Linked DNA regions of Homo sapiens: region 1 is linked to region 2. Evidence: chromatin loops called from intact Hi-C (ENCODE). Cell type or tissue: Caco-2. All regions are shown on one strand. Each heading gives the region's core, and the rest is flanking DNA. Links, peaks and the distances in the headings are about the cores only.

Region 1 (8,021 bases), core at 963-5,962, 120 kb after region 2:
ACTTTGCTGAGCCACTCTTGTGTAACATGCATGCCCTTGGGAAGTTTGCTGGGGCCCATGGGCATTACAACCAATCTTAACAGAGATGGAAAAAAAAAAGTCCATAATGTCTACTGGAGTGTTAAGGGCACAGAAAAAACAAGAGCTCTACACTAAAACCCTATGATGAGACAACTTAGGCCAAGAGAGCCAAATAAAGCCCCTCTTAGATCCTAAGAAAACTATTTCTATGTATAGAAAAGAATAGAAAAAGGTCATAGATTGAAGTGGTTTGAGGTAGTTTTTGAAGAGACCAAATACTTTTTTTCCACAGTTCATGAGGAGTTGTAAAATTATAGAACTGTTTGGATTTAAAACGATATACAGACTTTCTCCGACAGTAAGAAGAACTACACAAAGATGTATAGACGCATCAAGTGGTAACAATTTAATTCAAAATGATACCACTCACATTAATTATGGGAAAGAACTGATTAGAAATTTTACCAATTGATCTGCAAATGCTGCCTAGCTGAAATGTTCCTTGTTACAGTGTCCACAATTATGTTTTGCTGCTTTAGAAAAGCGGTTGCAGCCAATGCACTTGCAAACATCTTCACATGGACTAATATACATGTAATCAGATTATGTGACTTCATTTCTTTTGTCAAATTTTAAAATACGTCTCTCAAGCACCCACCACCCACTCTAGAAGTTTACTAAAAATTCATATTCCAAATGCCTTGCATCAAGAAGTCAAAAACTCTGCTCAGCCCACTCAGCCCACTAGTCATTTTCATTCCTCAGTTGATGTTGCTCTAGTGGTAGCCACACAACATGGCTATTCAGAATGCTCCCAGCCCACAGGGCCCTTCCCCATTGTTTGAGGGCTATGCCAGCTAGCTCAGATCCTTGCACAGGCCAAGCCGGTTTTCCCAAGGAATGAGATTCTGCTCCATTCAGCTTGACCCCTTGAAGCCCAGGTTCCTTGTTCTTTAGCTATAGTAACACAACCAGCCATTGTTCCTAAAACAAAGTCAGGGTAGTAGATAGATTAAACCCGTTAATATCAGCTCTCCACCCAGACCTATAAGTCCAGCTGTTGAACCCATTTTGCCAACTGAGACTTCTCTTTTCCTCATGAGTTTCCCTTAGGCTGGGAAAAGAAAGTGGCATCCTAGAGCCATCTTAATCCACCTGAGCTTCTGAGAACAGTGAGCCTCAAAAGTATAAGGTCAAAGCTTAACATCTCCTTGGCCTTTGTCAAGCCACCCAAAGAAAGGTCGTAATTCCTTCCCTCCAGGATAATTATCCTGGAACAAAGCTATTTCTTGGTGGCTTTTCTCTATCTCATCAGAGAAATGACTTAGTTAAATATCATTGCTTCAAGAAAAGAAATTTCAAATCCTCATCTAACCAGGCACTGTGCTACATATTCATTTGAATCCTAACTGCAAACTCATGAATTTTTGCAAATAGCATCACCCTTTTGTTTCCCTCTAAATAGTTAAACAAGGAGGCTACTGAGGCTAAGAAATTTCTATGTTCGTTTAACAGATTCCTTAAAATATTTTTTCTACTTGCTTTGAACAAAAATTGGCATAGTTTTTTTTTTAAATATGGACAATGCTCAATGGTGCAGTGCCTACCAGAATGAAAGTAACTTATTCATATTTAGCTGGGAAGAAAATCTATATATTATCAGAAGTGTGTTAATTGAGGCAAAAGAAAAAAAATAGCAGATGTGGACTATTTTCTATCAAATTGTGCAGACTAATTATCCTCTACATTTGAAGAAGTGCAAAGGTCAAAAGGCTAATATGTAGATTCATCAGAAAATTATGTAAATTAGCACAAATCAAGCACACCACATAACCCCCATAATCAGTAAAATATGTAGTTCACTAGCAAATTGGGTGAAACTTCTAACTATCCGATCAGTAAAGAAGGAGGATGAAAACCCTAAACATGGACAACTGTTATATCTCAGGTAACGATGATTTTAACACACTAGTAAGAAAATATAGCATTGGAAAAAGGACATACACTCAAGAAATAAATGTAGATGACTTGGGAGGAAATCGCTAGAGTGTGAGCATCATGAGGGCAGGGAACTTTTTGTTTACTGATGTATTCCTATCACCTAAAATAATGTCTGCTACATAATAGATCCTGAATAAATATTTTTGAATGAATACTGAATGAATTATAAGAACAAAAATGTCATGAGAAAAACAAGACAATGCAAGTTTCAAAATAAGAAAGTACAGCTACATGCCGGAAGCAGTGGCTCACGTCTGTAATCCCAGCACTTTGGGAGGCCAAGGCGGGTGAATCACGAGGTCAGGAGATCGAGATCATCCTGGCCAACATGGTGAAACCCCGGCTGTACTAAAAAAATACAAAAATTAGCTGGACGTGGTGGTGTATGCCTGTTATCCTAGCTACTCAGGAGGCTGAGGCAGGAGAATCACTTGAACCGGGGAGTCAGAGGTTGCAGTGAGCCAGGACCGCACCACTGCACTCCAGCCTGGTGACAGAGACTCCGTCTCAAAAAAAAAAAAAAAAAAAAAGAAGAAAAGAAAATACAGCTACATATCACAATTCATGTATTTCTTCCTAAAGTTACTTTATATGCACTATGCTAACAATCTTCCATTCTTTACCAAAAATAAATGGAAGAAACATTGAAATAATAGTAGCTTTATTAAAAATCAATAATAATTATTTGTGCTTACAAAACTAGCTATACTGAAGGAATTCTTTTTTAACTCTAGTAATGTTAAACACCTCTCATAAATATTTGGAGACATATCTTATGTCAATATCTACTCCAGAGATAAGAAGGAGACACAAAGAGATGGAGGAATTTTTTTTCAACAGTCATTGTGAATTGAAACTCAAATACAATTGATTACACAGGGTAAGACTCTATCTATTTCAAGTCATAGTTTATTATTACCAAATATTTTTCTTATCATATTTCACATTAACACCATTGTAAAAGTACTCTTTTGTATCTCCACATAATAAAACACCATCATTGTTCTTCATTCCTCTAATCTTACCATTACTTTAAAAATGTTTCCCTTATATGTTCCCAGGTGGGAACATGATATAAATAAGAAGTAACTTTTTTAATAGGTAATATATGGATATTACCATATTCCAGAAAAAAACCAAAGGAAGCTTATAAAATTGTACACTAGGACAAAAATAGAATGCTATTAAAAAAATTAGTAGGTGAGAAAATGAAGGCAGGGGGAGAATGAGGTGTAGAAGATGAAAGCAAAGATTAAGTTATTACACAAAATGCAAAATATGAGGTTTGTGAATTCAGTAGTTAGTTATGTTTCCAACCTTCCTAGCAACCAAGACAAATAGGGCAACAAAATCAAGTGATTCTGAGAGATAAACCAGTTAAACTGGTCAAGAAAACACAGCTATTTTTGGTACTAGAACAAAGAGAAATGTCTTTTATTTATCTTCATAGTAAGAATAGCGGATAATGCTATAAATACCCTCAACATCTTTCCAAATACACTATGAGTGTCATATAGTCTTTTTTAGACATCCTTCAATATGAGGGCTGTTTCCCAAAGAGCAATTCAATAAAGCAATGGGAGATAGAGAATGAGAGCAGCAAATGATGAGGTGCAGACACTGTTGGTACCCAGTCTGGCTTAATCCAGAAATTGATTTTAGCATGTTTAGAAGAGTTTGGAGAGGCCACAAATCCTTCAGACAGTTTCTTCAAATGCTGTTCTATGAGCTTTTGATAAGAACTAAGGGAAACATTCAAAATTCTATTTCCTGACCTGGACCAAGAATATAACTACTTGATGCTACCAGATCCAGATAACTACAGAATCTTATACAGGACCAGCTACACAATGCATGGGATCTCGTGAAAAATGAAACTATGGGACTCCTTGTTCACAATCATTAAGAATTTCAAAATGGCTACAGAAGAATATTTAACCCAGAGAGGTCTCTCTGAGAGTGGGGGTGTGCATGATTGCATAGATCACACATCTGTGAAGCTAGTGCTGACCATATGCTTTAACAGCCAGTCATATTTTTCTGAGACAGGCTCTTGGATGATCTGGAAAAAATATTCTCCTTTAGATAGAGCTTCCCTCCTCCCTTGGGGAAGTCCAAGATTCTCCCATTCTAACACACAGATTAATCAACAATCTCAATGACACAAACATGAAAACATGGCCCAAATATTTTAAGCCTGGACAGTTATAAAAATAGATACTATCAAATGACTACTTGGTCATTTAAAATAAATAAATAAATAAATATATATATATATATCAGTAAAACACCTGCAAAATATTTACCCTTGATTAATAAACTTCTGTGCATATGCTCTAAAATGAACTGCTTGCTAAGTTTATCCTGAGTAACCAGATAAGTTACATTTCTGAATGGGGTTAATTATAATTCAGTTAATACTAGATGTCTAGTCTATCATGATTATCCTATTTTTGAGGTCCTTCCTTCTGGCAGCTAATAGGTAGCAGGGCTCATTGACTATTGGGCCCTCCTTAGATTATTACTAGAGCCAAGATATTTGTGGGTAAAAGGTCATAGGATATTTTATTCTCTTTAAGGATAGAGGGAATGTACCCAGCACACTCAAAACAAGCATCAATTCATTAAGGCAGAGGTTCAAAAGAAGAGTTGTACTACATCTCTGGTTTACCCATGTGGAAATTATACCTCTCATTTTCTTTCTTTTCCTGCTTTCCTAACAAATATATTCCATCCAAAGGAGGAGCCCTGCTAACCCACGACCCAGTCGGTGTTTGTTAGGATGTGTTATATACTTTAGGATACAGGATACATTATACATGTCTTAAATTGGCTTAAATAATAAATTTTCTAAATTTTTCTAATTACAAGGAATCCAGAAGTGGGGCAGACTGGGTTGATTCAGTGGCTCAAAGACGCCATTCAAGACTCAAGATTTTTCTCTCTCTCTGTTCTGCCCTTCTTGTGTTGCTTTCATCCTCAGGCTGCAGCACTATTCACAATAGCCAATAGGTGCCATAATTCCAGACAATACAAGTAGATATAGCAGTATCCAAGAGGACATCGTGTCTGAGTCCGAGGACTGAGGAACTATTTCTAGAAGTTCTCCAGAAAATCCCCCCTCAGGTCTCATTGGCCAGAATTGGGTCACATGTCCATTCCCAAACCAACTACAGGCAAAGGGAATGGAATTACCATGGTACCTGGGGTGAGCTAGATGCTGGGCAGTCAATTGCAGTGATTCCTACTTGGGCTCCCATCCACTACTAAATGAACCAAATTTGGGTAAAAACTTCAGAGGAACCAATCCACAGGCACGTTTGAGTCAATGATATTCTTGTTCTCTAAAATCTGAACTAAGGGACTTAGAACCTGAGGGAGTTTGGAGCTAGCTCGTATTAATAGCAGAATACTAGATTAAAATTCCTTGAACTTGAGCTGCTGAGATCCTCAGAGTCACCCTGAGTCTCACCTTTCCTAGAGTATGATTGCTCAGTTTTCTTTGATTTCAGTAAGACTTCTTATAATAAACTCTCTTTTCTTAAGCTGATAAGTAGTTGTCTATTCTTTGCAAGTAAAATACTGTGCTTAAGATAGCCTCACTAGAAATTAGGATCCAACTGTCTAAAACTACATTATGGCTATTTTATGGCACAGGTTCTGTTTAAGCTTCAGAGTTAGGGTGACTAAATATCCTAATCTGTCCAAGACTAAGCGGTTTCCTGGGACCCAGGACTTTCAGTGCTAAAACCGAGATAATTGGTCACCCCGACTTTAATAATCAGGATCAACAGCAAATACTAAAGTCCCTCCCATACGTAGTACCTGTTCTTAGACTCAAAGTTTAAGAGATCAACAAAAATGATATAACTTCCTTAACTATCGTATATTCCTACTTCTAGACTTTACTGAGTTTAAAAGCACAGCATAAGGCAGCTACATTCAGTCCAGGGCCCAACATGGCATAAAACTCAGAGTGGTAGTTCAACAGACATTGAGAAAATAAATCCAAATGAGTACGATTATCCCTAACACAAAAGAACAGCTTTCCTAAATAAAATATACTATTATGTTCAAGTAAAGAAACATTCTCTGAGGTGAAAAGAAACAACCCTAAAGAGGCTCCTGACTTGAAAGCAGGAAGAATCATCCTTAGTGGGGCTCTGGCCCTTCCAAAGCAGTGTTGGCTTATAAATAAAATAATCGTGATTAATAATACATTGCATTTCCTCATGAAATAGGATAAAAGGCCTCTTGTTGTCTTTTAAAAAAAACCACGAGAAGGAAAATAGGACAACATTAACCACTGATAGTAAGTTGCCCTGAGAAACATCCCGAAAGTATGGTACAAAATGACAAGAAAATGGGATTCAATAACCAGAGGTTCTTAAGCTATATTTTCTCCCTGTCTTTAAGAGCATAGTCAGGGATGTGACAAAATAAAATTCATTCCCTTTCCTCACAGATATGAAAAGATATCTTATTTGTAGCTATTATAGAAAAGGCACCAAGATAACGAACAGAAAAACCAATTTCTCCTGAGGCTATGGGCAAGCTAGTGGAATCCCAACAGATTCAGCAATAATGTCAATAACAACAACAAAAAGCCCAGGTCTTTCTCCTAGGCTGTCATTTTTCCATCAAAATTAACAGCATGGTTATCAAATTTTAAACTTTTTAAATGGAAGCAACTCTGATCTCATTAGGTCTGTACTTCCTCTCAAGAGTCCATATCCCCTAGTAGGACATAAGCTCACTGATGATACTTTGATTCCTTTTTATGGAAACCTCGTCCGCCTGAAATCCAGCCCATCTGTGGCTTTTTTGAGGAACCTTCTCACAATGGCTGTACTAGTTTACATTCCCACCAACCGTGTGTAAGAGCTGCCTCGTCTCCCCATCCTTGCCAGAACTTGTTAATTTTTGTTTTTTTGATAATAGCCATCCTCAGCTGGAGTCAGATAATAACTCACTGTGGTTTTCATTTGCATTTCCCTGATGATTAGTGGATATTGATAATTTTTTTCATACATTTGTTGGCCATTTGTATGTCTTCTTTTGAGAAGTGTCTGTTCAGATCATTTTCCCATTTTTTAATCAAGCTGTTTGGGTTTTTGCTGTTGAGATGTTTGAGTTCCTAGTATATCCTGGATATTAATCCCCTGTTGGATGAATAGTTTACAAATATTTTCTCCCATTCCATAGGTTGCCTTTTCACTCCATTGATTATTTACTTTGCTGTACAGAAGCTTTCCCATTACTGAGCGTTTCTCTAAAGAAAAGGAAGAAATCGGTACATCAAAGAGATATCTGCACCCCCATGTTTACTGCAATACTATTCACAATAGCCAACATATGGAATCAACCTAGCTGTCCAAGAATAGATAAATGATAAAGAAAATGTAGTATACATATACCGGGAAATACTATTCATCCATTAAAAAGAGTGAAATGCTGTCATTTGTAGCAACATGGATAGAAGTGGCAGACATTTTGCTAAGTGAAACAAACCAAGAACAGAAAGTTAAACACCACATGCTCTCATTCATATGTAAAAGCTAAAAAAGGTTGATCACATAGAAGTAAAAAGAACAGAGGATACTAGAGTCTGGGAAGGGTAGGGAGAGGGTGAGGATGGGTAGAGATTTGTTAAAGGATACAAAACTACAGCCAGATAGGAGGAATAAGTTCTAGTGTTTTATAGCACTGTGAGATGACTACAGTTAACACTAACATATTATATAGTTTCAAATAGCTAGAAGCAGATACTGAATGTTCCCAAAACAAAGAAATAATACATGTGCCAGGTGATGAAATCCAGGGTAATATGCTAATTACCCTGGTGGATCACTATTCATTATAGGTATTGAAGCATGACTATTTACCCCATAAAATTTTTTGTGTCAATTTAAAAATAAAAATTAAAATCCCATCAATTGGAAACAAGAAATATTTGTTGGACAAATGTGAAAGAAATGAACAAAGGCAAAAGAGAGCTA
Region 2 (8,021 bases), core at 1,385-6,384:
TGGTCCCTAACCTTAACAAAAGACCTCAGAGATGTAGAGTTTCCAGATTAAATATAGGACTTGTCAAAAACAAGTCATTTTTTAGGACGACGATGTCCATTCAATATTTGGGACATGTATGTTTAAACAAATACTTGTGGTATATCTGAAATATAAATTTAATTGTATATCCTTTATTTGTATTTACAAAAGTTGGCAACTCTTCCTGGATGGTAAAAAGACACCTTCAAAGAGAAGCAGAAAAGAGGCTTCAACTGGAGCATATGATTTTAGCAAACAAAACTGCTCCCCAGATGAGATAACAACAATAAGAACTTAAATTGTATAGGACTTAATGGTTTTCAGAGAACTTTCATTGGTATTACTTATTCACTAAACAGTTGCTGGGCTTATGCTAAATAAAAAACACTTAATCCTAACAAGTTATTTGCTCAAGGTGGCACAGATGCTAAGTATAGGAGTTGAGACCTGAATTTTTCTCTTCTAGTTTCTGGCTTAGTGCTGGTTCTTGATAGCAGAGGTTCTTAAACTTTAATATGCATCAGAATCACCCACAGGGCGTGTTAAAAACACAGACTATTGTACCTTCAACCAGTAGTAGTGTGAGACAGGGCCCAAGAATATGCCTTTCTTACAAGTTCACAGGCGATACTGATGCTGCTAGTGTTGGAACCACACTTTTTGGAAACCACTGCTTTATACTATACCAAGGCATCTCTTTTCTAGCAGGATGGAATCTAGAAACACCTACCTTCTTTGGAAGAAGAAAAAAATCTATGTGGTATATCAATGCCAAAGGTCTTTTGACAACATATTCATTGTAAAGACAAATAGCTAAACCCTTTCTTTTCTTTGAGTTGTATCATTTGGAGGTTGGAAGTTAAATGTACATATGAGGAAGCACTTTAAAATGAATGTGGTGCCTCTGCTTTACTCTTTTGAACACACTGGTTTCCATTCACAGATGTGGATGCTGTCCAAACAAGCTGGGGGTTTTACTAAAGTGTAGGAGGCAGGAGTGGAATTTGCGTGTGTGTGTGTGTGTGTGTGTGTGTATGTATGTATGTATGTATGTGTGTGCATGAACAGCATTTCTGGAGGACGGGCTGCAAAGAACTTAAGGGTCACTACAAAACTGCTCAGGCACCTAGAAGTTAGAATTCCCAGTACCTTCATCTCTAAAGTCATGTTTTCTTCAGATCATAAAACCTGATCTTTTGAACGAAAAGCCAAGAAATGGCTCTTCTTTATCTAGAGTCAATTGCATCCTCTCTCTCTTTCTTTTCTTCTTTGCTTGCCTCCTTCATACTCCCACAGCAACCACCTACCAGACAGGAAGATAAAATAGAAACCAAGAGGAGCAGCCAACTGTAAAGCAGTCAACTGTGGCTGCCAAACCACAGGCAGGCGTAGGGTGAGAAGGGGGGATGTGGAAGAGAAGAAAAAGAGCTATTTATTCTCTGGGTCTCTGACTGGTAATTTCACTGTCTACATAAACAGTAGCTGAGAGCATTAAAAACAAATACAATTATACTACCAACATGGTTCATATTCTTGGGGTCTCCTCTCCATGGGTGGGTCCTGAAAGTCTTTTGGGGACCTCCAATACTCCCCAGCCGACCCCAGAACCCCTAGCCAGTAGATATACCAGTACCACTCATTGCACTCCAGGTTAGCAACCACCATCTCATCTACCCAAATAGTTTCTTCAGCTATGCAACAATGAAGGGTCATTGATTTCCTTTTAAAAATTTCAAAAGCATGAATGTTGCAGAAAACTACAAAGAACAATATAACAACAAACAGTTGTAGCTCTATGGTCCAGATATAACAACTTTTAACATTTGACTGTATTTCTTCCAGGTTTTGGTATTTTTTTTAATGGAATTAAATGACAGACATAGTCAAACATATTTTTCAGCCCATCCCTTTTCCATTATCCTTCTCTGACAACATATATAAATTTTGTATGGTTCTTTCTCAGTTTTAAAAATTATACATATATAACATGCATCAGAAAACAATATATATTATTTTTGTTCTTTTTTGTTTATATAAATGATTCATACTGAGTGTTCTTTCTCCTTATTTTCACTCAACATAATGTTCTTAAAATATAACCAGTTGATGTAGGTCATTACTTTCAACTGTTCATTTTATTTAAATATTCCTCTAAAAATGGACATTTAGATTGTTTCCAATTCTTTACTCTTACAAACAATGCTACAATACCGATTGTATTATATGACTCTGTGCACTTACACCAGAGTTTCTGTTGGGTATATATACAGAAGTAGAATTATGGAGACTTTAGTATTAAATCTTGAATTTTACTAGATGATGTCAGTATATCTTGAAAGTGGGTCTATCAAATTACATTCCCAAGAGTAACGCAGGAGAGTACCATTGCACCCGCATCCTGACAACTCTCAATATTGTCAGATGTCTTAATTTTTGCCAGTCTGACATATTACAATAAAAGGTGTCCTGTGTTGTTTTAATTTTCATCTTCTTGTAAATTATTGAGTTTGTTCCGGTTCAGATTGCCTTCTTTATGACTTGCCTGTTCACATCCTTTGCACATTCTTCTAGGTGGTTATTTGTCTTTGCTTACTGATTTGTAGAAATTCTTTTAAAATATATTGTGAACAATAGTACTTTATCTATTATTTACAAATATTACAAATTTCTTCTCCCTGTCAATGGCTTCTGTTTTAACATTGTTTATGAGTAACTAGTTACTAATTAAATACAGAAGCCAAAAGAAGTAAGCACAGACTCTGGACTTGGCACTATTACATGAACCCTTCAATAAGCTAAAAGATGAAAAAATTAAGACTCAAAAACAAAGTTGTAACTAGAGGAACCAACGTTTAAAGTTGCATCTGGAAACCACAAATCTAGTGTTCTCCACAAACCAACACACTTTCTCATGTGTTCCCTCTTGCAGAAACATTGTAAAGCCTTATCACTCACTGTTAAAATGTGCAAAGATAGAATTTATGGCATCAGAAATATTTAGGAAAGCTTGCTAAAAAGCCAGAGATTTTTATTTTTTAAAACTGGGATTAGTCATAGAAATATGCATTGTAAACAAGCTTCCCAGGTGATAATGATACAGCCTGCCAGTGAGCCAGACTTTGAAGACACTCTTGACAGACAGTTGAGAAACCAGAGCTCTTACTGAAGCTGGTGGGGGCCCATAGAAAGTCTGGGTGTTCCAGCTGCCAGGGCAAATATTTGATGTGCCTCCCTCCTGCTGATCTAGAGACTCCATGAGGTTAGGGATATGCCTCTTCTGTTTACTCCCAGCATCTAGCACAGTGCCCAACTCGGTAAATACTTGTTGAATGAGGAAATGCTCTACTTAACACATTCTGTAAGCCACTGCCCCTGGCTAGGAAGAGTCTTAGGAAATCCCGCACCTAGCCTCAAATTCTCAACTTATCTCTCCTGTTAAAAGGGAGATAGGCACCAATGATTCATTCCACATGCCAAGTGCTCTTGGCCTCAGTTATTGACCCTCTGGACTGACAATTGTCATCCAAAAGTACATATCATGAAAACAAATGATCCTAATTATGGTTGTATCTATAAAATGACAGTCAATTCAGTAGAGAAGCAAATTTATCTAACTCTTTACTATGTGAAAGCAAATACCCACAGTTTCTTTGTAAGCTAATGCTCAAAAGGTACTTATTAGTTCCCCTTTCCATACCTCTCTTTTCACCTTATCCTGGTTCCATAAAGTAGAACAAGTTCCTAAGGGCCCCATAACTAATGAGTTCTCTTTGAGGAAAGCATGATTCATTGAGCCTAAGCTTTTAGCCCTGACAATTACCTGCATCCAGTTTAAACCACCCCTGTCTTTAATCACAACTGTCAGCATTTTCCTTCCTCTATGCTTTAGTCATACACTGTTGAGAAGATCAGTGGGTCTTCTCTCCAAGGCAGGCCAGCAATGATGCCTTTAAGCTAGATAAGAACGTACCATGGCAGATCTGGCTGTGATGCAATGTTCAGAGATGTTTAGCAGGGAAGAAAAAAAAAGTCAGCATGTCTGAGAGCTTTGTCACCTCCAACCAGTTCCAGTTCCTTAAAGGAGTAGATATCTCTGAATATTCTCAAAAGGTGTAATGAAGAGAGGCCCAGAGAAGTATATCTGAGTGAAAAGTAGGATACAGTCATGAGGGGATGCAGTTCAGGGAGGTTCTCACTTATCTTCGATATTTTTATTTTTAGAAATAACATTAAAATTATTTTAAGTATAAAGATGTCAAAACTCCTTATAGGCTTAATCAAGAAACTCACGGAAATGTTACTGAAAGATAGAATGAAGTCATCTTCTCCATAGCTAGAGGAGGTGATACTGGGACGCTTATTTTCTCATTCCTAAAGTGTGGTGAGATCAGTGGCATGAGCTGCAGGTGGCAGCTGAACAGAGGTGGGCGGAATATCTTCTCTGGAGGAGGGTATGGAATTCATTCTCTCTCTTCCACAGGCCAGCAGCCAAGCACAACCCTCTTCTGATCTTCAGAACAATTGGCTTCTCTTCAATTCTTCCCTGGAAGAGGCAGACTGAAGGGGGATCCACATAGAACTGTTGTTTGGGCCTCCTGCACTGTGGGTGTGTGTGGGAGACACTTACAAGCATAATGCACACAGAGTATAGGAATTTATTGGCTGGTTTCATCAACTGACTGTAGTTTCTACAGCTCAGATGAACCAAACCCATTTTTTTGCCTGAAAAGTTATATATAGCCTCCTGAAAATGTTTTAAGACATGTAATTCTGATTAATTTGCACCTGACTCATAAAACCATTTTTCCTATGAGCTTAGTATTATATGATAATTACTTTCTGATCTTTTTAAAGCTCTTGGCCATGGAAACAGGAAGTGGGAAAACAAACTGGAAAATAAAAAAGTTCAAATTTAGGGCAAAATCCAAGAGTCACGAAAATTCTGGCACTATGTATTTTCTGATCTTGACATCACAAATAACCAGTTTTGCCACAGTTGTTTTGAGAAGAAATAAAGACTAGAGTTAAAACAAAGTGTCTGTGGGAGAAAAAAAAATCATATCCCAATTGTTTCCTTATCTTTTTTACACATAAACTAGTGTTTGATGGGAAAAAACAAGATGGAAAAATGACTCTTGGTCTTCTTATGACAGGTTGATTCATACTCCTCATGTCTCAAAAGCTTCAAGCTTCTCAAGCCTCTCTCCCATGATCCAATCTTTCTCACCTATTATTTGCTTCTCCCCTCTCCCCACAAGTGCAGGTATGTGAGTGTGTGTATATGGGTGTATACATGCATGTGTGTGCATGTATGTGTGTTTGTGTGTGTGTGCATATGTGTCCTTCACTCTTACATCTTATTTCAATGTTCCAGAAGCCAAGACATGAGGCAACCCTTCTTGGACCAATAACTTTCTCTTTTCCCTGGCCATACCCCATGCCCCTGACCTCTGCCTGCCGTCTGACAAATAAGTAATTGTGATTTATGTGATCACAATCAACTCTCATGTCTCTAGTGCTGCCTATGCCCCCCATACCGCATTTGGTACTTCACATGTCTCCCATTTAATCATTAACATAGCCTATGGCATACCCAATAACATCTCCATTATACAGCTAAAAAACCTGAGGATCACAGTATGGAAGTCCCACATCTAGAAAGTTTTGGTTTTAAGTTTCGAACTCATGTCTCAGTGATTCCAAACCCCAAGATGTTTCCTCTACATGACACCTTTAGGAAGAGAAAAGGCCAGAGAGTGTAATAAAGGTTAAGGCACGTTTTATCTAATTGTTTTCATCAAGTTATCTTTAAAGGCAAAGAAGAGTGAACGTATGTGGGAAGGCAGGTGAATCAGCATGTTGGAACTGAAAAAGACGTAGTATGCTTTTGAGGATGTTAGTCTGAAGCACTCAGTTACAAGCAGGTGATTTCTTTGAAGACTTCTATTTATCTTAACAATTTTATTCTAATTTTGCATTGTACTCTATAAATATTGATGTGTGCTATAATGTTAAAGAAAAAGGTTAAAAATACTTGCCATTGACTAAATTAATGCTCTAGGAAGATGTGCCATGTTTCTCCTGCTAGCCTATGGGTCCTAGGTACCTTGCCATTACCCTTGGGATTGCTGTACCTCAGGGTGAAAAACAGAAAAAATACATCCATTTCCACTATGGAAAATATAACTAAAAAGTACCTTTCTTACAAAGGGTGTGCCAACAGGGTATTATTTTCACTTCAAAAGGAGTACATTACTATTAAGGATCATAAGGTAGATTTTGAATACTTAGAAGGTGACTACAGAGACAATGGTAAATAAGAGCAGTAGAGCAAAAATGTTGATGACAGGGAATTATTTCTGCAGCTTAGACCAGTTTTCAAAACCTAGCACAGAGACTCAATTAAATGTTCAATTCCCAGCAGAATACAAATAATTAAAATATACAGAGGCAATAAGGTAGTAGGAGAAGAGCTTTAGATTGGGACTCAAGACCTGAGTTCTAGACCCAGATATGCTACCAGCTAGTTTGGATATGAATTTTGGTAGTTGCTTAGCCCTTGTGTTTTTTCCCTCATTATACGTTAACAATATTTGTATTTTTTTATTTTTATTTTTGTGGGAAAATAGTAGGCTTATATATTTATGGGGTACATGAGATGTTTTCTTTTTTTTTGTTTTTTTGTTTTGTTGTTGTTGTTTTTTGTTTGTTTGTTTTGAGATGGAGTCTCACTCTGTTACCCAGGCTGGAGTGCAGTGGCCTGATCTCGGCTCACTGCAAGCTCCGCCTCCCGGGTTCACACCATTCTCCTGTCTCAGCCTCCCAAGTACCTGGGTCTACAGGCGCCTGCCACCGCACCTGGCTTTTTTTTTTTTTTTTTTTTTTTGTATTTTTAGTAGAGAAAGGGTTTCACCGTGTTAGCCAGGATGGAATTGATCTCCTGACCTCGTGATCCACCTGCCTCGGCCTCCCAAAGTATTGGGATTACAGGCGTGAGCCACCGCGCCTGGCCTACGTGAGATGTTTTCATACAGGCATGCAATGTGAAATAAGCACACCCTGGAGAATGCATTTTTCCTTTGAGTTACAAATAATCCAATTACACTCCTTAAGTTACTATTAAATATATGATTAAGTTATTATTGACTATAGTTACCCATTGTGCTATTAAATAGTAGTTCTTATTCATTCTTTCTATTTATTTTGTACTCATTAACCATCACTACCTCCCTCCCTGAAACCCCCACTCTCCTTCCCAGCCTCTGGTAACCATCCTTCTACTCTATTATGTCCATGAATTCAATCGACTTGATTTTCAGACCCCACAAATAAGTAAGAACATGTGATATTTGTCTTTCCATGCCTGGTTTATTTCACTTAATGATCTCCAGTTCCATCCCTGTTGTTGAAAATGACTGGATCTCATTCTTTGTTATGGCTGAATGTACTTCATTGTGTATATGTACCACGTTTTTCTTTATCCATTCATCTGTTGGACACTTAGGTCGCTTCCAAATCTTGGCTACTGTAAACAGTGCTGCAACAAACATAGGAGTACAGTTATCTCTTCAAAATACTGATTTCCTTTCTTTGAGGTATACACCCAGCAGTAAGATTGTTTTATTTTTGGTAAAATAAAGCATTTCAGTAAAATAAAGTATTTTGGTAGCTTTATTTTTAGTTTTTGAGGAACCTCCATACCATTCTCTATAGTGGTTGTATTAATTTACATTCCCACCAACAGGGGTCTAGTTTCATCTAGTACAAAGATTCCCTTTTTTTTTTTTTTCCATATCCTTACCAGCATTCGTTATTGCCTATCTTTTGGATATGAGCCATTTTAACTCAGGTGAGATGATATTTCATTGTAGTTTCGATGTGCATTTCTCTGATGATCAATGATGTTAAGCACCTTTTCATATGCCTGTTTGCCATTTGTATGTCTCTGTTTTTTTTTTTTTGTTTTTTTTTTTGTTTGTTTGTTTGTTTTTGAGATGGAG

What was found. A loop is a pair of places that touch in the nucleus more often than their neighbours do. Peaks named below come from ENCODE experiments on the same cell type or tissue, not always from the same donor. Only the 100,000 strongest peaks of a DNase experiment are listed, where the experiment ranks them.
Region 1: it touches region 2 in a loop (3.0-fold over the local background); 2 of 110 quality-filtered maps call a loop at or near these places.

The regions. Positions count from the first base shown.
Region 1 is chr4:81,768,607-81,776,627 of GRCh38, forward strand. No RefSeq gene overlaps it. Among named protein-coding and RNA genes, the nearest start is that of RASGEF1B, 300 kb to the left of the region's middle. In Caco-2, for the core only: no CTCF peak of the experiment used is centred there; no DNase peak of the experiment used is centred there.
Region 2 is chr4:81,647,737-81,655,757 of GRCh38, forward strand. No RefSeq gene overlaps it. Among named protein-coding and RNA genes, the nearest start is that of RASGEF1B, 180 kb to the left of the region's middle. In Caco-2, for the core only: no CTCF peak of the experiment used is centred there; DNase peaks (open chromatin) are centred at 3,265 and 3,955.